Regions from separate parts of the Homo sapiens genome. Here region 2 is linked to region 1. Evidence: chromatin loops called from intact Hi-C (ENCODE). Cell type or tissue: GM12878. All regions are shown on one strand. Each heading gives the region's core, and the rest is flanking DNA. Links, peaks and the distances in the headings are about the cores only. Region 1 has its middle 36 kb from the start of EGR2. Region 2 has its middle 140 kb from the start of NRBF2.

Region 1 (11,825 bases), core at 4,509-8,508:
AACTCTTCATCTGTTCAATTTTCTATTAACCTAGTTCTAAAAAAAGTCTATTAATTAAAAAATTTTAATAATGAACTTGACTGTATTAAAAAACCACAGAAAACCTTTTCCCAATGAATCATAGTCTGTCAGGAAAATGACATATATATGCTTCAATGCAATATTCACTTCTTCAGTTTAATCATTTATCCAATAATGATGCTGAGAGTAACTTATTTTCCTTGCATTTTTTTGAAGAACTCAGCTTCCATCAATAACTGTTGATTTTTGCCTAATTTTCTCAAACATCTCTTACCAAGTCTCTAAGTACTTAATTTGAATACTAAGAGAGAGTCTACAGTTTCAGTGCTCACTGAACCTGAAGAGGGTTCACAGTCTCTAAAATTGTTCTTTGCTGAAATTTGTCTCTCCTTCATGGTGTACCTAGCAGAGGATGAATTTGCACTTTTAAAATAAGACTGGAATACTAAGATACACAGGAGGAAAACAATCTTTCATCATATCCAGTTGTTTCTCATTTGTATCCTTTCTCTTTGCCCATTAGGCTAGTAAGTTCTCATTAAACTATAATTTAAGGACATGGTGTTTATTAAAAATGTCATTGCATGATAAAGAAGGGACAAAACTTTGAAAGGAATTAATGGCTTTTCTGTATGATTTTATTTATAATTTCTCCCTAAGTGAAGCCAGTATAAATGATAGGCCTTATTTGCACTTCATTCTCCCAAAGTTTCATGATTTAGACAATTTTATATATAACTCATCTGTTTAGATATAGATCTAAACCAGAGTGAAAACCACTGTTAATGATGTTCTTTCACAATTCTCATAGTTTGAAATGAAAATGAAAACTTAGAATTATTTATGACTTTTGCATACTGCTAGAAAAGCACATGGTCTTCAGTGATGATATGTTCTGCCCCTTCTTTTAGAAAGAGCATCAGGTAAAATAGTGGAAGTAGTTTGCTTAAAACAAGAACCAGTGCCTTGAATTAAAATCTTTATCTTTTTCTTCATTTAGATAAGAGGCCATCAATTTGTTTTAACTGTTTGTAGAATAATAAACTATTTGAAACATGTTTAGTCTTCTTTCAAGAGGAGGCATCAGTCTCAGATATCTTGAATTTAAGGTAATGCTATTTGCATTGCCCTTTGACCAAATCACCAAATTATTGCAGTGACCTATTCACACCATATATAGAGAAAAATATTTTACAGGAACAACTTTCCTCAAAAACTGGAAAATCATCAGATGTTTCATTTATAGCATTGATATGAGTGTACTGTTAGAATCAATTCTTATCAGGTTTTGATGAAGTTAGTCATCAATTTCTTGAAAAAAGTCTTTAAACTGGTAGGATTTTCCATCTCTGAAGTTAATATTATCAGCTGACCTGCTGATCATCTTATCAACCAGGGTGCTGCACTCAGAGTAGAGAAAGTAAAATAGCCACTTGTTGCCCCTGGCAGGACATCAAGTTCAAGAACTTTTACATTATCTCCAGGAATCTCATTAAAATAACTCACTAATATAGGAACAGCTTTTTTATTTTTGTGGTTAGCTGAAGCTGTAATAGTGCTGAGACACAAAGGTTTTATCCAATTCTTGTTAAATCTTTTGAGGTCTCGGAGTGAGTTAAAATTTGTTTTTGTTTTTTTTTTTTTTACACTATACCTGTGGTTTGTGCTGATGAAAATGTAAGTTCAAATGCCGTGGAACCTTGCTCAGAGATGTAGTCTAAAGATATGAAGTTATGATTGTGTTCTGTGGTGTTATATGGAATTACCACTGCTTTTCTGAGCACCTTTTATGGGCTATTTCATCATTGAATCATGGAAGATCCAGATCTGACAGATAATGACTGTTTCCTTACATTGAAAACGCAAAAAGATAGCAGATTTGGCTTCGACATTTTCTCACTTCCTACCACACAAGAAGCAAAGTGCTACATGTGGATTGACACTTTATTTATGTGAATATTCCTTTTGCAAACCCCAGTAAATGTTTTATTTTTTCCCGACCGTTTCTCTGCTTTGCAATCATTTTGACCCAAAAATAAAATAGTTTAAATAATTTTACGCACCCTTTGAATATCTCTGAACTACTGGCAGGAGCAGAAATAGCCCCTATAATTATCAATGCATATCATAGGAATCAGCTTTGCCTGAAAATCACTCCACACTTAGAAGTATGCACCTAGCTTCAGACTTAAACACTTGGACCAATATCCATCTTGATGCTCAGAAGAACCCAGCTTACCCCTTTCTGCTCCTCTTTCTTCCTCAACATCTTAACGCTGTCTTTCCTTCACTCAGATGTGTCTAGCCCCTTTCTTTCCTGCCCCCATCCCACATCCCCAAGTGCCCACAGACCCAACAATAAACCCTTCTGGCATTTTACACAGACAATTGCAGGTCACTGTAATAATTTTTCAGCCTGGGATCCTTCTTCTTTTGTAGCTTTTCATCTTAGATTTCTTAATTCTTTAAAATGAACATTACTAATTTCCTCCTTTCAGTCACTACCTTCCAAGATATTGGAAGTTTTAGAGCATTTTATATCTATGCAAAAATATGGAATAAGGTGTTTGAAATTAAAGTTTCCTATCAAAAGTCAACCTCTTCCCAAGCCTGTTATATCCTGGCTCAAATGGTCCCATTCTCCCCCCTGACTCCCAATCATTGTATCCCATTAACTTGTCTCATGTTCTTCATTGTGCTTACAATTATCATTATATAAATATAACTTACATATTTATGTTTCATATTTATATGATTCCAGATCATAATTCTTTTGCTTTTAGAAACAGTGACCTTGTCTTGTTCACTGCTATTTCCTGGTGCCTAGAACATGCTCTGTGAAGACTGGTTGTAAGAGAGAAACAAACCTGAAAAATTGTGATGGTCAGTCCCCATCTTTCCAGAGCTAGGCTACTAATGAGGGACCCTTGGTTGGGAGACACCAAGGTTTCTTAAGATTCCTCTTAGAGTTCCACCACCTTTGAGGGTTCCTGCTTACTGAATTTGGAAATGGGTGCCTCCCGACCCACACAGCACCAAAGAATGCTTTGACAGGTGACTTTTGTCTTTTTTCAAATTACAAATGATTAAAAGAAGCCCCACATAGGTTAGATAAGATGACTAGGTCATTTCGAGACCAAGGGTCTAAACAAAGGCCTAGGCATAAAAAAGAATTGAATAGGCTAGGCAAGGTGGTTCACGCCTGTAATCCCAGCACTATGGGAGGCTGAGGTGGGCAGATCATGTGGTCAAGAGATTGAGCTCATCCTGGGCAACATGGTGAAACCCAATCTCTACTAAAACTACAAAAATTAACTGGGTGTGGTGGTGTGCCCCTGTAGTCCCAGCTACTCAGGAGGCTGAGGCAGGAGAATTGCTTGAACCCGGGAGGTGGAGCTTGCAGTGAGCCGAGATTGTGCTACTGCACTCCAGCCTGGCGACAGAGCGAGACTCCATCAAAAAAAAAAAAAAAAAAAAAAAGAATTGAATAATTTTTCAAGACATACATTGGGATGTTGCATAAACAAGGCTGAAAAAAGTAACTTTTTTTTAAAGTAAAGAATAATGACTAGCTTGTTTTTCTCAGAAATGTATTAAGCATTGAATTATGTTATAAAGACATGACTTTCTATTTCCACATATTCTGTTTCAAGAAGCATTTTAACAGCAGCAGTTATGTCCTGGTTTATTGAGAATATCTGCCCCTGGAAATCTAAAAAATCAATATGTGTGCATTATTTTACCTACAGTCATAGCGTCATTGGACGTTAGGCAGGAAGGCAGCAGAGACACTTCCTGATGATCAACCCACTTGTTTTTACTAATACAAATCCTGAGGATCAGAGAGTGGAGAGGTTTGTCTGAAGTGATTCAGCTGCAGCCTGTGCTGGATCATCTTTATTGGCCTGGCTCCCTTTGCCAGCCAGCTCTGTAAACTACATGGATCAGGTTCTCTAGCCTTCTGGGTGGGAGGCAAAGGCAAGAGATTGGAGGATGAGTAGAGGGCAAGGCTGGGGTATTTACTCCATCAACAGCTTCCCTTCTGGGATGTGATTCAGTAGCGGTTGCATTTTTCGACCCAAAGCCGCAGCTCCATCCTGTGGTTCCTTTCACCCCAGGAGTGACCAGGCTTCCGTTGTTGCTAACTCCAGCCTGCTGAACCTGGCTCATGCCTTGCTACATAGTCCCTTTTTACTTACTAGTTTCCATTGAATATGTCATCTGTTTCTTATCTGGGCCCTAACCATACACATTCGAATCCAAGTCTTCTGACTACTGTCCAATGCTGTTTCTATTCCGTTCCCAAATTCAAAGGCTGCTTTAGAAATACAAAGGACTCTGAAAAGTTCTGAAGATCAAATGTACAGCAGGGTGACTATAGTTAATAACGCTGTATTATAGACTTGAAATTTGCTAAGTGAACCGATCTTAAGTGTTCTCCACAAACACACACAAGGATGACTATGTGAAGTGACGGATGTGTTAATTAGCTTGATTGTGGTGACTGTTTCACAACGTACATCAAAACGTCACATGCACAGCTTAAATTTATACAGTTTTTTGGTCAATTATACCTCAATAAAGCTGTAAAATATAAAGATCTATATTTGACAAAAAAGAAGGAAATATACATGACTCTAAGTGCTCTGATTATGTGGAAATATTTTAAAATACTTTGATGAAGTACTAGAAACAGAATCTAAAACTATGGGTAATGAGGCCACAGAGAGGGGAAAGACTGACTCTAGGGAGGTTCTGCAGGAAATCTTGCAAAGGTGAAATTTGACTGAGGCAAAATGTGGAACTGTCTAGAGGGGCAGGAGGGCACTGTGGTTCCTGTGTGGTCAGAGGAACTGAGGTTGCTGCTTTCAATCCTGCAAGAGCTGAAGTCAACCCACCCTGGGTGTGATTTTATGAGATATGTGTTTTTTATCCAGCACAGCCCCTAGGTATAAGCCAAATACTTTGTGCTCAACTAAAGAAGCAGTGCATTTTCCCAACACTGGATAGGAAAGCTGGTTGCATTTGTCTCAGAGAGGGGGCCCCTGCTGGTCTCCAGCATGGTGTCTAGTTGAGATATTGCCAAGAATCAACCTGACCAGGCAGAGTTTTCACCTTAAATCCTGACTTCACTGGAATATCATCTCTACATACTGGTGTTTCATCTTAATTCATTCCCACTTGCTTCCTTTTCCTCATGAAAATGGAATATCAGGCCGGGTGCGGTGTCTCACGCCTGTAATCCCAGCATTTTGGGAGGCCAAGGCAGGTGGATCACCTGAGGTCAGGAGTTTGAGACCAACCTGGCCAACACGGCAAAACCCCATCTCTACTAAAAATACAAAAATTTGCCGGGCACAGTGGTGGACACCTGTAATCCCAGCTACTCAGGAGGCTGAGGCAGGAGAAGCACTTGAACCCAGGAGATGGAGGTTGCAGTGAGCCAAGATCGTGTCACTGCACTGCAGCGCCTGGGTGACAGAGCTAGACTCTGTCTCAAAAAAAAAAAAAAAAAAAAAAAAGGAATAGCAGTAAAGTCATGAGGTAGAATGTAAAGCGAAGTTTCTTGAATAGAGCTGTGCCTCAGAACTGAAAATAACTTTGTTCTAGTCTCATCTCTGTCACTGACTTCATGGGACCTCATGCAAGTGTCTGGGACTCAGGTTCCTCTGAGTAAAATGAAAACTCAGATTAGAATGGCATTTGAGGTCATTTCTGCCTTTCAATTGCTATGATCCCCTAAATAATCAGACTAAATGACAACCTCTTCTCTCTTGAGCTCTCTGCCTATTTGGAGAAACAATTCATGTACTCAGGGTCCCTTCCTCCTGGGTCTTGGAATATGTTTCATAGAGAAAGTGATGAGGTTCTGGTACCCCTAACATTCCTGGACTCAGCAACTGGTGTCTAGACCCGAAGACCTCATGTTCCTGGAGCCCATCCTCTGGCCACTGTCTTCCTGAAGACATGTCATATAGGAAACACAAGGCAGGAGACAGATCTCACAACTTGATTGTTCTGTTGGTAGGACCAAAAGAATCATTTGGAGTTTGACTGCATTATCCAAATCACTTTTCCATTCTACTTGACTCCATCTGTCAACATATGCAAAAAAAAAAAAAAGTCAGTCCAACAATTTTCCTTTTTGATCTGTCCAAGGTCAAATAATCATTCTGGCTGACTTCTTTCCTTGTTGACCAGTTGTTTCAATCCTCCATGGACTCACTCTACAGAAAGCTCAATTTCAATGGTTTCTTTCTGCATAAGCCACTTAAATCAAGTGGCTTTGATTTCTTTTCTGCCTGGCAAACTCTGCCTCCTAACTTTAAAACACAGTTCAAACAGCACCTCCTATGGGAAGCACTTGTCGATGCGCCTTCCTTGGGTAGAATTCATGTTCTTGTCCTCTGTGCTTCCCAGGCACTCTGCACCCATCTCTTTCCTGGCATCTGTTGCCCTGTCATAGAGTTATTTGTATCTGCTAGAGGGGGAGCTTCTGTAGGTCAGAGACCTGGTGTTTGTGTATCTCTGCCTGGAATAGCAACCTCTTAGTGAGGACTTCTTAAGAAAGGAGGAAGGGAAGGGGCAGAGGGAGAGAAGGAAGAAGGGAGGAATTTTCTGTTTGCCAAATGCTTGCAACGTTCTCTCCTTATGCATATTCTGAGGGTGAATGACATACTTCATCGACAATGTAAGGGTGTCTTTGACAGTGAAGTAATAATAAACTACCAGCTGTGGCCTAGTACCACTGAATGGTTTGTTTCTCTTGCTCTGCCATACCTGACTCCCCTATGGCTTGAGTTTGGGGGGAAAAATGCAACAATGACCTTTACATCATCAGATACCCCTAAGGGATGGGTTTTGTTGTTGTTGTTGTTTTTAGTTGGTTGGTTAGTTGGTTTTTCTGAGAGAACCAGTCTCTACACTTCCCCAGAGAATAAAGGCATAAAAGAATTGCTGCAGTTGGAATTGCTTCTTCCCTAGGACAAAGGGAGTTGTCTAAAGTCTCAGCCTTGCCTTGGCAAGAACAATCTGGTCAAAGAATTAGATGCCATGAGATTAACCAGGAAGTGATGCAGCCAGGAAAATCTGGGTGTTATCTCTACCGAAAGTCTGTCCCCAAATAGCCTGGTAGTCAACAAGTTTCCTGTCCTGTGTGTTAAAAAGCTATTTCCTCATTTGATCTTTCAGGATCTCAAAAGCCCCTAAAAGTTCTGGTTTTCTTTTTTGTCATAGCTAAGGTCACCCCAGACTATCCCTTGAACAGTCAAAACTTGGAAAAGGTCGACTCCATATTTGTTTTTACTTTATGATACTAAGCAATCTATTTGGCTAAGTGTTTTTTCGTTTTGTTTTGTTTTGTTTTTTGAGACAGAGTCTTGCTCTGTTGCTGAGGCTGGAGTGCAGTGGCGCAATCTCAGCTCACTGCCACCTCCGCTCCCCCAGGTTCAAGTGATTCTCCTGCCTCAGCCTCCCAAGTAGATGGGATTACAGGCATGCACCACCACACCTGGCTAATTTTTGTATTTTTAGTAGAGACAGGGTTTCACCATGTTGGCCAGGCTGGTCCCGAACTCCTGACCTCAAGTGATCCACCTGCTTCAGCCTCCCAAAGTGCTGGGATTACAGGCATGAGCCAACATGCCCGACCATTTGGCTAAACTTTTCACCAGTGTGACTACACTGGTGGCATTGATAATCTTGGGGTCACTGCCCACAACATGAGATGCATTTATTTATTATAAAGTGTTCTGATAAAATATTGGAGTTACTAGTCCTAGAAATCTGTCATTGCATCTAGATTTCTACACAGCATAGCAATAAGGCCATGAGAGATGTTAGTGTGCTTTTAATCACTGTTGGGTAAACTTGAGCTTCGTCATTTTAACCTAGGGAAGATAAACATCTAGTTCCTATAAGATATTATTAGTTCATTCAAAAATATCTATGAAGCACCTACTATGTGCTAGCCACCATTCTCGGTGCATGGGGGTACATCAGTGAAGAAAACAAACATCTTTGCCTTCATGGAGCGTACATTCTATGTCAGCGGTCCCCGACATTTTTGGCACGAGGGACCGGTTTTGTGGAAGACAATTTTTCCACAGATGGGGGCTGGGGATGGTGGTTTTGGGATGAAACTGTTCCACCTTCAGATCATCAGGCATCAGATTCTCCTAAGGAGCGTGCAACCTAGATCTCTCACATGCACAGTTCACAATAGGGTTCATGCTCCTGTGAGAATCTAACGCTGCTGCTGATTTGACAGGAGGCAGAGCTCAGGCAGTAACGCTTGCTTGTCTGCCACTCACCTCCTGCTGTGTAGCCTTGTTCCTAACAGGCCACTGACCAGTACCAGTCTGTGGACTTCTGTTCTATGTGGAGAGAAGACAGGCAATAATCAACACACATAATAAATCAGTAGATGATTTAATATGTTAGAAGATGACAAGTGCTGTGAAAAAAAGGAAAAGTAAAGCATGGTAAGGTGGAATTAGGGATTGAATTGGCATGAGGGAGGAAGATGCCAGTGTGTACTCAGGATGGGCCACACTGAGACAGTGACATTTAGAAAAGGACTTGAAGGAGGTTAGGGAGTTAGCCAAGCAGATATCTGGAGAGGAATGTTCCCAGAAAGAGGGAAGGGTGAGTGCAAAGACCCTAAGGTGGGAATGTGCCAGTCTTGTTTGAGGACAAACAAGGAGGCCAGGGAGGCTGGAGAGAGTGAACCAGTGGGTGAGAAGTAGAACACAGGAGGAAGAAGAACATGGGGGTTCTGGAAGCCTTTACCCTGAGTGATATGGGGAGCAATTGCAGAGTTTTGCGTGAAGATGTGACACTATATTCCATATGTTAAAAAGCATTACTTTGACTTCAGTGTTGAGAAGAGACAATGTTATATACAAACCTAGGCTGCATGAGTAAATTTGATCAGGCGTAACCTGATAATAGGATACTTATCCAAGAAGAATCACAAGATACCACGTTCAAAAAAAGCATTTGGATTCTACTTCCAGAATGTCACTGTGGGTGTGCTGCCACGCAGCTTGATTGAAATAGCTGTTGTATCCATATTTGTAACAGACACCATCCTCCTTCCAGACTCTCTTAGAGTTGTCATTTTCCTTTATCCACTACATTCAAATAAAAAAGTTACCTTCTACATGCAAAGCTCTATGCTAGTCATAGAGCACGAGAGTTGAGACTGCAAGGATGGGCAAGATGTGGTCTCTGTCCTCTCCTACAGTTTCCAAAGAGAAAATTTAGATTCTTGATCTCAAAATGATATATTTCTCTGATATATGCCAGGTACTTGGTATTTGCTTTTTTTTCTTGAAATAATCAATGATTTCATTGGGGGAGAAACCTTTATAAGAAGTCAAATGAAGCTCCTACGTTGTAGGTAGCATAATCCTTGCTTGGCGTAGAGTTTGGTTTGTCCTACTCACCATGTGACACACAGATGAACTTTAAATTATCATTTCTGGAAAGTGCTATATTCTCAATAGATCATCCTCCAAGAAGAATGGATGTGTGGCTATAGGGGAGGAGTTACAAAATGGTGGTGTCAGGGACTACAAAATTTAAGGCTCTTAATCCATTGTCTCTAGACCCAAAGAGCAAAGTCAAATCAGAAAGTGCTATGTAGTGGTCAGAGCATTCAATTGGCATAGCTGGGGACTTGGAGAGGTAACAATTTTTTGTGGGGTTTGTATAATCACCTTAACAAGATTGCTGGGCTACCATAACAAAATACCACAAACTAGGTGGTTTAAATAACAGAAGTCTGGTTTCTCACAGTTTTGGATGCTGGAAGTCCATGATCCAGGTGTCAGCTCCTGGGCCTTTCTCCTTTGCTTGCAGATGGCCACCTTCTTGCTGTGTCCTCACATGATCTTTCCTCTGTGTGCTTGCATCCCTTGTGTCTCTCTGTGTGTTCAAATTTTGTCTTTTATAAGGACACCAGAATTGTATCAGTATTGGATCAATACTGAATTAGGGCCCACCCTAATGGCCCATTTTAACTTAACCACATCTGTCTCCAAACATAATCACATTCTGAGGTACTAACGATGAGGACTTCAACATATGAACTTTGAGGGGACACAACTCAGCCCATGGCAGAGGGGATAGTCTCATTATTCAAGCATAAGACTTGTATCTTGGGAGTGTTTAAGCATTTTCACAAGGAAAACTTATGTGCTTTAGATCTGACTTTCTGTGCAAAAATGTGAGATTTGCTACAGGTGGGACCCAGGTCTGAGTTTTCTAGGAGAAGGCAAGGCATTGTGTATCCTGTGTACCCTTTTATTTAAGCCCCTTAAGAACAGACTGTCATTATGAAACTCATTTACATGGGGATTGAGCCAACCTTGGCCTTAGTGTGGTTCTCCAATTAACTGACTCAACAGACAAAGCCAAGGGTGAAAACTGATTGAAGGACAAATGATATTCTGGTCAATTTTCAGTATCATTCTGAAAAGGCTTCACTTGGTAAGCATTTAATTATTATTTTCTAATTATCACTCAAATATGATCACAGAAACCAAGCAAGTAAAGAAGACATTTCATGGTTAGATACCCTTGTGTTTGCTGACATGCAATTTTGATTTAGATTTGAACAGGGTCTGACAGATAAGGGCTGCAGCAGGGGGATGGGTTTGTTTCCAGACTGCCATACTCTTGCTCTTTTTCCATTAAGTTGGCCGGACATATTCTCATGAGTACTAGACAGACACTCTGTTAATCTCTGACCTTAACTTACTCTGCAAATGGCAAACACCTCTTAAATTGTAGAATCTTCTGCTTGGAATCATCATAGAGATGTTTGAAAGGAACAAAATTTTATCATGCTACACAGAGATTATGAGTAAGTTATCTGGAGAAACCTGGTGTCCAGAAGGTTCTCTAACCAGGGATCTGTCAGAGTCCAGGGTTTGATCATCGGACCCTTAGTTATCAAGATACCTAATTTTTCATACTGAAAGAAAGATACTTTTGTTTTAAAGGAAATGATTTGCAGTAATTGAATTCATGAGGCTGCTATATAGTGAAAAATAGAATATTCAAGAGGACTGGACACTCCTGTCTTCTGAAAAGTCCATTTGGTTTCTCAAGAGGACTGGACACTCCTGTCTTCTGAAAAGCCCATTTGGTTTCTGTACCCTCATGGGAAATATGTTATAATAAGAAAGATGCTTGGTGAGTCAGAGATCTAAACAAAAGGAGTTACTTACATGATTCAAAAGTTTAAATGCAAGGATGAAAGGTAGGCTTCATTTAACAGGTGCTCTTATCAATTGTTCAGGGCTGTCTGTAGTGTTGAGAAGTATGAGGCCACATTTGGGCTTGGTAGGAAAGTGACAGTTGGTTAGTGATGTCTGCCATGGCTGTAAGAGTGGGAAGAAGGTGTGTATATATATATACTATGTTTGAGCCATCCCTCATGTAAAACCATCACACCAAGAGAGCCTTATAAATGTGCACACACACACACACACACACACACACACACACACACGTTCACTAGGACTAGAGGATTGGGCACCCTGGGCAGTGCTTGGTTGGTGACTGCTAACATCGTTTTTCAGTGCTTCCATACGTAATGGATATTTCTTCTGACAAGCCTGTCTTTCTGTGGATATGTTTAGTCAGGTCAGGCTAAGTGCTGCTGGGTTAAAGGCAAGCTGGTGTCTTGAAGATGACTGCATAATTCTCCTCTGAGCCATTTTTGAGCTGACTTCTTTCTTTGCTTCCAGAGGAGAATCTTGTTGACCAGATTTGGGGCACCACTCTATAGCCCC
Region 2 (11,825 bases), core at 2,704-6,703, 140 kb before region 1:
ACTGAAAAGGAACTGTATGTCTGAAAGGTAGTTCCATGCTTCATTATCCCTAAAGGCATCAATCTTCAACTCATTGTTAAAGAAGCATCACAAGATGTGGAAATGCAGTGTTTTGGCCTTTTAGTGTCTCTGGCTATGATTTCCTCCCTTCCTTGTGATGTTTGTTTTGAAAAAAAGTCTAAGATGTTAAAAAAAAAGAAAAGAAAAAGGTTTTCCTGTTGAGACAAAAGCCAAGAAATTGCACGTGTTTCCTTCTCTTTTGCTTCTCTGTCTCCTAAAAGATTAAGGTTAAAGAGAAAATCTGAGATTTGTGGGTGTGTTTTTCAAAAGTTTTCAAAATATAAAGGCAGATACTCCAAAAACTTTGTAAACAAATATCTGGAAATATAAAGACAATATCAAAGTATATCTAAGCATACAACAGCAGCAGCTACAACAACATAAAGATAATTATTTTACATCAGGACAAAATACATTAATTTTATATCTTTTCTTTTTTTGTTTTTTTTTTTTTTTGTTTTTTTGAGACAGGGCCTCACTCTGTTGCCTAGGTTGGAGTGCAGTGTACGATCATGGCTCACTGCAGCCTCGATCTCCTGGGATCAGGTGATTCTGCCACCTCAGCCTCTCAGGTAGCTGGGATTACAGGCATGCATCACCATGCCTGGCTAATTTTTTGTATTTTTAGTAGAGACAGAGTTTTCCCACATTGCCTGGGCTGGTCTCAAACTCATGGACTCAAGTGATTTGCTCACCGTGGCCTCCCAAAGTGCTGGGATTACAGGCATGAGCCACTGTGCCCAACCCAGAATATATTCTTGGCCACTTAAGCAATGAACCCTATACGATGTGTCATTCCCTAAAGATGTCATTATGTGTGTGGTGGTATGTGTGTTTTCATCAGAAAACCTCAAGTCAGTTACCACTAGCTGTGGTAGGAGAAGCAGAGGATGCTGAAACTTGAAGGAGACTCTCAGAGTCACCTCGTTTAATCCCTTCACAGAGGAGAAAACTGAATGCCGGAGTAGACATATTCATTGCCACTGCTCTTTCCTGGCTCAGGGCCCACTGCTCTTTCTACACCACCATGGTCTCACTCTATAGAATTTGGGGGGTAGAACCCCTTTGTCATAGGCTCAGACACTTGGGACCAAATCTACCCCAGATTTTGAGAGCTAGAAATGGTGGCTACAAGAGATCACTCCAGCCTTCTGCTTACAGTCTGTCTTTCCATTCACAATGATTTAATTGTGTATTTTTGGGTGAGATACTATCATCTTCTGATTGAGTAATTTCAGAGGAAAAAATGTATTCAGCGGTGAGTCATGATGTGCTTATGCTGATTTGTGTACCACTCCTCTGTGTAGCACAGTAGACCCTGCCAATCACAGAGCAAGGAGCAATGTGGTTACATAGGAAGCCCGGATTCAATGCTTAGTGAACATGAATACAATATAATAATAATAATAATAATAATAATAATAATAATAATAACGTGGTAGTTTGTTGTCTCTGGAGCTAAGTAGCTATTGTGATATGCCATCCAAGAATAGATTCCAAAATGTATGAGCATGACTGACAAAGGATAGTCTTCTTTTTACTCTTTTTAGCTTGGTGAATATAGTCTCCAATCAAATGATAGTATCATCAGAACAGCAGATAATGAAAACCACATTAATAATGAAAACTGGAGACTTGGATCTTAGATCCGCTTTCCTGATTAGCTAGCTATTTTTCTAGTCACCCCCAAACACTGAATCTCTTTAGGCTTCAATTCCTTCGGATATAAAAGGAGTGGACTGAAGCAGGCTTTATGTTGAAGGAAATTTCTATGCCTAATGTTGAATGATCCTGGGAGTTTAAATTTCAATATTATTGCTATGAAATATTCTTTCATTGTTTGGTTGACTTATCTTTGTATGTCTGGGATTCAACTCAATGTGGGCTAGACTCCCCACCAGGACATACTTTTTTTAAAAATAGAAGTGTACTCTAAGAAAACAAATTATAGGTTGGGCGCGGTGGCTCACGCCTGTAATCCCAGAACTTTGGGAGGCCGAGGCAGGCGGATCATGAGGTCAGGAGATCGAGACCATCCTGGCTAACATGGTGAAACCCCGTCTCTACTAAAAATAAAGAAAAATTAGCCGGGCGTGGTGGCGGGCGCCTGTAGTCCCAGCTACTCCGGAAGCTGAGGCAGGAGAAAGACGTGAACCCGGGAGGCGGAGCTTGCAGTGAGACGAGATCGCGCCACTGCACTCCAGCCTGGGCGACAGAGCGAAACTCCGTCTCAGAAAAAAAAAAAAAAAAAAAAAAAAAAAATTAGCTGAGCTTGATGGCGGGCGCCTGTAATCCCAGCTACTCGGGAGGCTAAGGCAGGAGAATCACTTGAACCCGGGAGGTGGAGGTTGCAGTAAGCCGAGATCATGCCATTGCACTCCAACCTAGGCAAGAGAGCAAGACTCCGTCTCAAAATAAATAAATAAATAAAAAATAAAAGAGAAAACAAATCAACAAATCCTAGCTTTACTGAACCTAAAGTTGTGTGCTGAATTTAGATTTAGCCAAAATGAAGGGCTGTGAGCAGAGAGTGACAGGTGAAGGCTGAGGGCTGGGGGTTGGGGGGTAGGAGAGAGATGGGAAATAAAAGCCAAGAAACCAAACTAATTACCCTCTCGGGACCTGAAAGCAGAGGTTGCACACAGGTTTTATGTTTCGGTTTTTTTGTTTGTTTTTTGGTCCACACAGTGTTCATTGGAACCATGCTGTTTAAAACAGCAAACAACAACAACAAAACCAAAATAAATTGCCAACATGGACATACCCAAATTTCTGGCTTCTCTTGAAACATCAGACAGGACCCTGGGTCCTGAATTCCAGCATGCCAGCAATCTGCTGCAGGTGTGCAGTGGCTACCACCTTTAGATGGGCTTATTGCTCTATTTTCCACAGTCCCTGCCACTCCCTACTGCCCACATTAACGCCTAGTGTCATTTGCCATTTACCACTGAATTTGGAATGTTATTTTTGTGTAGTAGAGTTAAGGTAAAAACAATCTATTTCTTACATTCAAGTCTTCATTAAAAGTGGGAAAATAAAGCTAGACTGAGTGGGATGTGTGCTTCTCACACCCAGCCTGCTATATGTGTTGATGTTATATGCTTTTCTCCTGTAAATATCTGTGTTTTCAAGCACTGTCCTAGCTTAAGCTCTGTCCCTGATTTAAGCAATAAAGAAAAAAACATCCAGCTAAACTAGGGAAGCATAAAATATAAAATATTAGCCCAAATCCTCTTCCTACCCCACTATATGTTCAATTTGATGGTAGCTCCTAAACCAATTTGAAGCAATCAGGGCTAGGACTGTGAGGTTCTTCTCTGTTTTTTAAGTAGGGGCTGGGGGAGAAAGTGCAGATAAGACACTGAGGTGGGAGCAGAGATTCTTCCTCCAGCCTCTCTGTTGTGGAAGCCAACACATCAAGCATGCCAAGGAATGCCCTTGCAGTAAATTTGCCAGAGCAGCTACTGTCTACCAGTTAGCTTGCTTTAATTATCTGTGGTTCCCAGTTTAACCTGAAAACCTCTCCAGAGAAATACTTTGGGGTTTGAGGTTTGCTGTCTCAAATTCTGGAAAACCTGGAAAGACTGTTGCAATGACCTTTATTAGTTGCTTCTCAGATTAGATCCACAGTAGCTGTTTTGGAGTGATTTTTCACTCCAGAAAGAATACCTTGATGGTAAATCTAATTAGTATTCAAGTCTTGCACTATGCTTTTGTTCTTTCTTGGCCTTTTCACTCTTACCTTTTATGTTCTTCAATTCTTTAATTAATGAGATTATGAAAATTTCAAAGAAACTATACAAATGTGGCACCATTAAATTGCTAGTATAGACTTGAAAATTGGATTATAAAATTGGGAGTAAAGACAAGTCATAGCACTTCAATTATATCCTAAGTGCAACTTAAAAATTCTATTTTATTTTCAGCTGCTCATTTATTTCCCCAAGAGAGAAAAAAAATCCAGAGATATCAGGGGAGAATTGTTAAATGACTGTAGAAATTGGCTTGTTTTCTGGGACTCTTGTAGAAACACGGAAACATAGTCTTTTTGTGTGCATACTGGTGGGAACTTGATGGAGTATTTAGGTAGGGAAAAGTCAGGCTCAAGACTCAGATAAACATCCCGATATTTCAGTACTCACCCAGTGCTTGGACAGCCCTCTTTGGTTGGGAAACAACATGAGAACAGCCTTTGTTTTTATATTCCAGTTCATTACTGGTGGGACCTTAGCCAACTAGAAAACGCTGTCAGAACAGCTTCAGAATTCAGACAAAGACTCACGTCAGTTCTTATTTTAGGCGAACTGGTTCAGCCGTTCCTCTTTCAGAGAAGTAGAGTGGGTTTCCCCTGATGAGCTTAATTGAAAGAACTTGCTTCCACTTGAAAGATGTGATAAACATCTGGCAAATGCAGGAGAGCTTGGAACTGTGTAGAAATCTTGGAAGAGACCAGGAGCCGGAGGCATAACTAACTAGATTTGGGGCTAGGGTCACCAGTTTCATGCCTGACTCCTCCATTCGCTTGACTTTGACCTCGGACGTGACTTAGTTGTGTGTTTCCCCTCTGTTGAATGGGAATGATGAGATGATGAGTCACATTTACCACTGGAACAATTCATTGTGAATAACTAAAAAGCACTTTGCAAGCAAAGCCTTCTATAGGGGCCTAATCATGCTAAAAGAGTTGGAAACATTTGGTGGCATACAAATGTCAAGGCAAAAACAATAAACTATAGATTTTGCTGCATAAGAAAACATGTTTCCTCATGATGCCAGGACAATTGTCAGTTTTTATTATTAAAGGATACTCCATGGTAGAATAAGGAGTGTAGAAACAGTTGGTAAGACCAAGAATATTGAAAGGGATTTTCATTCATTCATTCACTCAGCATATATTTATTGAGCTCCTTCCATGAGCTATGCACTGGGTGGGAGATAGTAATTAAGGTGTGTGCAATCCTTGCCCTCATGAAGCTCACTGTCTGTTGGGAATTCAGAAAAGAAATGATAGTCAGAAGTTCTAATCCTAGTAGTGTGAGCAAACAACTTCCTGTGTCTCAATTTTTACATCTGAAAATTGGGGACAATATCCACCTCCAGGGTTCACTCAAGAAGTAAGTGAGAATATTCATATAAAGTTCTTAGCCCTGTGCCTGAGAACATTGAGATCTTTATGATAATAGGGAACTCCTATTGCAAATGCATTTTCTTTTTAAAAGCTAGATCTTTGTATAATTAATCATCAGAGGAATTGTTGTTTACTATAGGAATTGTTGTTACTATTGTTGTATTTTTTTATTATATATAAAAAAATAATAAATTATCCATTGCAATAGCACCACACACAATTATAGCTTCATGATGCCCAAGAGGCATTATGGTAGGCTTAAAAAATATGAAAGGAGGGGAGCTGGGTTCTAATCTTGGTTGTGCTACCATTGACCTGTGAAATCTTGGAAAAGTCACAGCTTTATGTGTGTCAGTTTCTCCCCTGATAAAATGTGTTGGTGATTATACTTGTATTTGTGGTCTATTGCAATTCTAAATTTTTATAATTCTCTGTAACAAATATTATTGAACAGTAGTCTACGGTCAACGAAACACAGTGCGGGTGCTAATTTCTTTTAGGGGGAACTAAGACATGGGCCTATGCTAATAAGCCTTGTTTGTATGTATAGCAAGAGAATAATAGTATAAATAAGGAAAAATATTCTAGATAAGACAATCCTTAATAGAAAGATTAATATATAGATAGATGTAAATAAAGATAAATATGAGTGTTGCGGATTACCATGGATAGTGTTGCTTAAGAAAATTGGTAAGCAAAAAAAAAGAAAAAAAAGAAGAAAATTGGTAAGCAAATCAGACCACTGATTGAGAATAGGCCTGAGAAAAGTGGTGAGTGAACATAGAATCTTTAATTGACTGAAAATGAACCTTTTAAAAAAGCTGAGATCCCATGAAATCTTTGGATAAGATAGACCATTGGTTCTCAAAATGCAGTTCTGGACCTGCAGCATCAGTGTGTCTCCTGGGAACTTGTTAGAAATGCAGATTATTGGCCACACCCCAGACCTAGTAAATAAGAAACTTTGAGAGTTGGGCCCAGCAATCTGTTTCACAAACCTTCCAGGTAAATCTGATGCATGCTCTAGTTTGAGTACCACTGAAATAGACTTGGGTCCAGATAAGTGGTAAAAACTGAGTAAAGAGCAGCAAGAGAAAAACAAGCTTGGGATTCATTTATTCATTCATGTATTTACTATGCATCAACAATTTGCAAAGTGATCTGCTTGATTCTATAGGGAGATGCTAAGATATACCCTTAAATAAAATGAAACAATGTCAGGATTGACCACATCAGAGCCTAGTGAAAAAAACGGATTATGAAAAGTTAAAATGTGAAAGAGATTTTTGCTTCTCTTCCTCCTGCTAGTGATGAAACCCTGGACACACCATCTCCAGTCTCTGACTCACAGTTTCTTCTGCTGAACTGCAATCAGGGAGACTCACTAGGGGTGAGGTGGGTTTATCAGAACCATCCAGAAGGTTGTATTCAAGACAAGAAAGCATGCTCCACCTTGTCTTTGAGAATGTGTGTATCCTTCAGATGAGCTGAGGTGAGGAAAACAAAAAAAAGAAAACAAAAGACAACTAGGCTAGATGCCCTTGAAGTAACCTTGACCAGGACCAGATATGACCTCAGGAAAGCAAACTGGGTGGGGAATTGTGGTGAGGAATTGTAAACGTTAGATGGAGTGATCTAGGGAATGAGGCCATTTTTAGACTGAGAATAAGCCTGATAGTTCTCAATGGCCAAGAAGTAGCCTTACTTAGGGACCAGGTGCTCTGGCTTGATGATTAATATTAGTGAGCTCTGAATACACCTAGTGCTTTTCTTCTAAGGATCTGATCTCCCTTGTTTCTTTCACTCTCTTGGCCTCTCCGTGAGATAGGCGTGGGCTGGTGCTGTTTCCCCATCTCATGGTAAACAAGAACACCAAGAAAAGCAGTGCCTTTGATTGGAGCAAGCTCAATCAGTCAACGAATATTTATTAAGTATCTGACATTGTTTCCTGGCATTGCTTTTTTAAAGGTATGCAAAGGAAAATCTATCTACACATACCTTTAGGGAGTATCTATTGGGAGTATCTATTGCAAGCTATGTCCCTTCATTTGGCGCAATATGTAAAGAAACTTAATGAATTAAAGGAAAATTAAGATTCTATCACTTGAGGCCAGGTGTGGTGACTCACACCTGTAATGCCAGCACTTTGGGAGGCTGAGGCAGGTGGATCACTTGAGACCAGGAGTTCCAAGACCATGGTGGTGGGCACCTGTAATCCCAGCTACTAGGGAGGCTGAGGCAGGAAAATAGCTTGAACCTGGAGGTGGACTTTGCAGTGAGCAGAGATCATGCCACTGCACTCCAGCCTGGGCGACAGAGCGAGACTCCTCAAAAAAAAAAAAAAAAAAAAAGGTTATATTGCTTGGATAATATCATAGTGAGGGGTAACAGTACTTTTCCGTACTTTTTCGGTACCTTTCCTGCTAAGTACCATTTATGGTCCATGACTCATCCCTGTCATTCAAGGCGACTCTTCCTGGAGCCTGCTAGTGACAGGGTGTGAGGTTGGAGTGTGGTAAGGTGAGACCTCCATTAACCAGGAAAGTTGGTTAAATCAAGTTTTCCTGTTAACCAAAGCTCAATCAGAAGGAAAAAAAAGTCAACACTGCTTGTTTAAGGTAAAAAAATCTGTAGGAACAATGAAAGAGTGCAAAACAGTTTTAAAACTGGAGGTGGGAGATCCTTGTTCCAGCGTTGACATCCAGTGACGATGTTTGACTTGTCACTTGACTCTTGGCTTTAAGTTTCTCATCTGTAAAATGTTTAGAAGGCAGTTTCAAGGGATCTTTATGGCTCCTTTGAGTGCTCCTTTGAGGTTCTATCCTTTCTTTTTGATGGCCAGGGACAGCAGCATCCCATTATTAATTCTTATCCGGGCCTGTAGCAATATCTGAAGAGAATGAAAGAGAATGGGCCCCGCGTGCTCTGGCAATAAGCAAAACATTTAGTGTTACCTTTTGGAAAAAAAATAAATCAATGTTTAATTTATTGCAGGATATTTGGCATAGCCTCATTTTGATATATTTACAAATAAATATATATTTATTTGTAAGCCCAGTTGTCTCAGAGTAGTAAATCAGCAAGTGATTTTAATTTTGTTCTTTATTACTTATTTGTTATAACTAATGAAGATATATTGTTTATGTAATAAGAAAAATAGTTAATAAAAAGAAGACATTGTGAAAATAGAACATAGATGTTAGAAGCTGAAAAAGTTTATGATTCTAGCCAAACTTGTCCATTTTCATGTTGGAAAACTGAGGACCCGAGAGATAAGTGATGTGCTTGCCCTCTCTCTGAACTTCCTAGAAGCAGTCTTGAGGACTACAAACCACATTTCTAGTTTCCTAACCTAGTACTTCTTTTACTCTGGCACACTTTTATGGTAGTTTTCCATTTTCTTGCTTAAAAAAAAGGAGGCAAACAACAATAATTGGACATTCTTTTTATTTAGATTCTGCTTAATTGAGACCTGTGAACTCCTTGCCTTAGCCAGCAGTGATATCTTGCTCTCTAGGGTGATTGATTGGAATCCAGCCTTCACCAATAGACTGTGGCCAAAATTCCTCTGATGCACAGTATGGTAACAGTGGCCGCCATTTTGGTGTTTTTTGTCTCTGCAGTGCACATTGTAGGAGTCTTTCACGTAAAATACCCTCATGATCATAATGGAGATCATTAGTGATATGTTCAGAAGACAAAAGAGGGCAGAAGAACAAGGTGGAAAAGAGATACGAGAGCCAAGGAGGAGAAAGTAGCAACTCCCTAGGCTTGTTAATCCAATGATGTAAGTGACTAGGATGTTCATTCATCATCAGCAGTGCCTGTGTGAGAAAACTCAGCACTCTTCATATTGGCCTCATTCATTGTCCCACCCCTGATTCTGATGATTTCGGGGGAAAAAAAAAGCAATTTATTTTGTCAGTTTGGAGTTAGCTGATTTGTATAAACAATATAATTGCATTATTCCCACAAACAAGAGGTTCTTTCGGAAAATGAATGACAAGCAAATGTTCTACACAATCATGAATATTCGCAAGGGGATACAATAGGAAACGTCTTTACATGGAAACCAAGTTAGCTGAATACTTTGGCTTACACTGTGAACAATTTCTTAAAAAACAAGCCTATTTTCACCCTAATCTTCGTATATAATTTCTACTAATAAATATTTCTTATGCTTTACATCTGTGTGGAAAAATTGCCTCCTACACAAGCCTCACCTTCCATCCAGGTCTAAACTTCTTCCCACCAATGTTGTCATTATACTTGGGATTCCAGCTGCCTTGGGTTATGAGGATTTCATGCAAATATGAATCAAAGGGAGCAACACATAAAATACTGCCATTTTTTTCTTCCCATTTCCCCGAGTTAAATAACAGTTTATTCTGCAGGCTTTCAAATCACTCCCACAAAATTGGCAAACCAATACAATCGACACATTCATGCTAATCCACCCAGAAGTAAATACACTGTGGTGAAACTGTGACATTTGCAAAGACCACAGCTCCCCAATTACTGAAGAATTAACTAGGGATATAATGAGGAGGGTCAAGTGGGATTCAGGGTGGAGGGAAGCCAGCTTGCCATTCTGTGTCTAATCCTCAAATGGAACCTTCCTATACATTTAAGAACTTAAAGAGAAGTGTGGCTAACTTCTACATTCGCTGTAAATAAAAATATTGCACCACATTTTCTTGGTTTCCTAAGAACCTGACAAAATGCCCCAAAGCGTGCTGGCTTAGTGATTTTTCTGGATTTAGCCAACACTAGGACATGCTTGAACCCTTGCAGGAATGTTTGTATCATGAAACCACAGTCCATTGGGTCCAAGATTTGTTGGCTGTTCATGAAAAGCAAGGGGGATTTAGCATTTTAGCCCATTTGGCTTTTCTTGGGTCCTGGAAATGGAGGTCAGCAGACCTAGAGTTGAGTCCCAGCTTTACTCCAGTACTAATAATGGCATGAGGAAGAACCAATTTGTTCAGTACTCTACAAATTACCGGAGTTTTTATGTGCATTTTAGCCTCACAGTGACCCTGTGAGGCAACAAAGACACTTGTTAAAGTCAGTCCTGTTTTATAGATGAGGAAGCCAAGGTTCAAGAAGGTTGTTAGTTGCCTGTTATCTTGTAGCAACCACTTTCAGCTTGTAGCAAACAAGCCAAGGCAGAGGTTCAGAGATGGTAGGTGCTTCACCTGGCATCACACAGCAAGCCTGATGATGGAAAGGGCATAATTAGTCTGGAATTTCCAGCTCATTGCTTAGGTCACTGGACCATGCTGTCTCCATGCGTCCAGTCTGGCCTGGGAGGTGAGCCACCTCACATTTCATCCCTTAGGCCAGGAAACCATTTCTGTGCCCTGATTGGGTGAACGTGAGCACAACTACAACAGACAGGTAGTCAAGAGGAGAAATCAAATGCTAATGATTTTCTCTGCTGTTACAAGAGCATCTCCCGTCCCTATAAATGGATGGCTTGGATAGACCACTCTGCAGTCATAATAAATAAAGACTTGCCACCACTTTAATCTCTGATCCCTGTCCACCCACAGGCCTCAGGAAAATGCCTGACTGGGCAGAGAGCATCACAGATTTCAGCCTGTGTCTGATCAGGAGGGGAAGAATATTCTGGAGGCGTGGGCCCTGTGGGAGAAGGCCCAGTCTGCTCTTAGATTGCACACAGGCAGCCTGGAGTTAGGACTTTGCTTTGCCAAGAGAGCTTTGGCCCTCCAAACACCACAGTGGAGACTCAAGAGGAACATTTTTCCCTCTTTCACTGAACACTCAAATGTAATGTAACAAATTTTATTGAGCAAATATTGAGTGGAGAACCAAATCCAAATTCCTAACAAGTGGTGCAAAACTTCATGTGCCGAACCTTCTTCTCCTAAGATATGAAATTCAGTTAAAATTTTAAATTATAGCGGGAAAAGAAATCTGTTTTGTGAAGACAGGTAGAAAAGAGAATGAAAACATTATTAAAAATAAAATAGTTATTGATGTTATATTTGTTAAAAGCACCATTTACACATTCGAATTCACTTGGTTTAGAAAGAAAGGATGCATTTTGTTTGTTTATAAAATTGTCAAATCCCAAAGTGAAAAAAACCAGAAGGATATGGGACAAAGGCCCCCATATCTCAGAAAAGTCTTCAGGAATAAGTATCTTTTTCTGTTTTATTTTGCTATTTTATTCAATAACTTGATTTATTAATATATTTAATTTTTTGTAGTTTTCAATTAATTGTAACAAAGATCATTGTAAAAAATATGATTGCTAGCAAAAAATCCCAAAAATCCAAAAAGATCCCCAAACTAGGAAGCTCTGGATATAAAATCTATATAGAATTTAGACTCCCTCCCCAAATCCATGCAATTAAAACCACCTCATTATTCTTTTAGTTTCTAGCATTTTATATTTAATTTTACTCTATTTAATAATTATTTATCTAATGACTCCATAATTTCTATGATGTTTTCCCCACCAAACTCACATTTATGTGGCTGGAAGAACCTATTGTCTTTAGTTGCCTTTGGGGAGATGTCTGCACCTCTTGTTGCTTTTAAACCTCCAATCTCTCCATCAGAGAGGAGCTCATTGGGGATGCCTTATACTTAAGTTTCTTGGGCAAAT

The links. A loop is a pair of places that touch in the nucleus more often than their neighbours do. Peaks named below come from ENCODE experiments on the same cell type or tissue, not always from the same donor. Only the 100,000 strongest peaks of a DNase experiment are listed, where the experiment ranks them.
Region 2: it touches region 1 in a loop (2.2-fold over the local background); 3 of 110 quality-filtered maps call a loop at or near these places.

The regions. Positions count from the first base shown.
Region 1 is chr10:62,846,194-62,858,018 of GRCh38, reverse strand. No RefSeq gene overlaps it. Among named protein-coding and RNA genes, the nearest start is that of EGR2, 36 kb to the right of the region's middle. In GM12878, for the core only: a CTCF peak has its summit at 6,393; DNase peaks (open chromatin) are centred at 4,828 and 5,678; H3K4me3 peaks cover 879 bases; H3K27ac peaks cover 1,298 bases.
Region 2 is chr10:62,985,046-62,996,870 of GRCh38, reverse strand. No RefSeq gene overlaps it. Among named protein-coding and RNA genes, the nearest start is that of NRBF2, 140 kb to the left of the region's middle. In GM12878, for the core only: no CTCF peak of the experiment used is centred there; a DNase peak (open chromatin) is centred at 4,370; H3K27ac peaks cover 706 bases.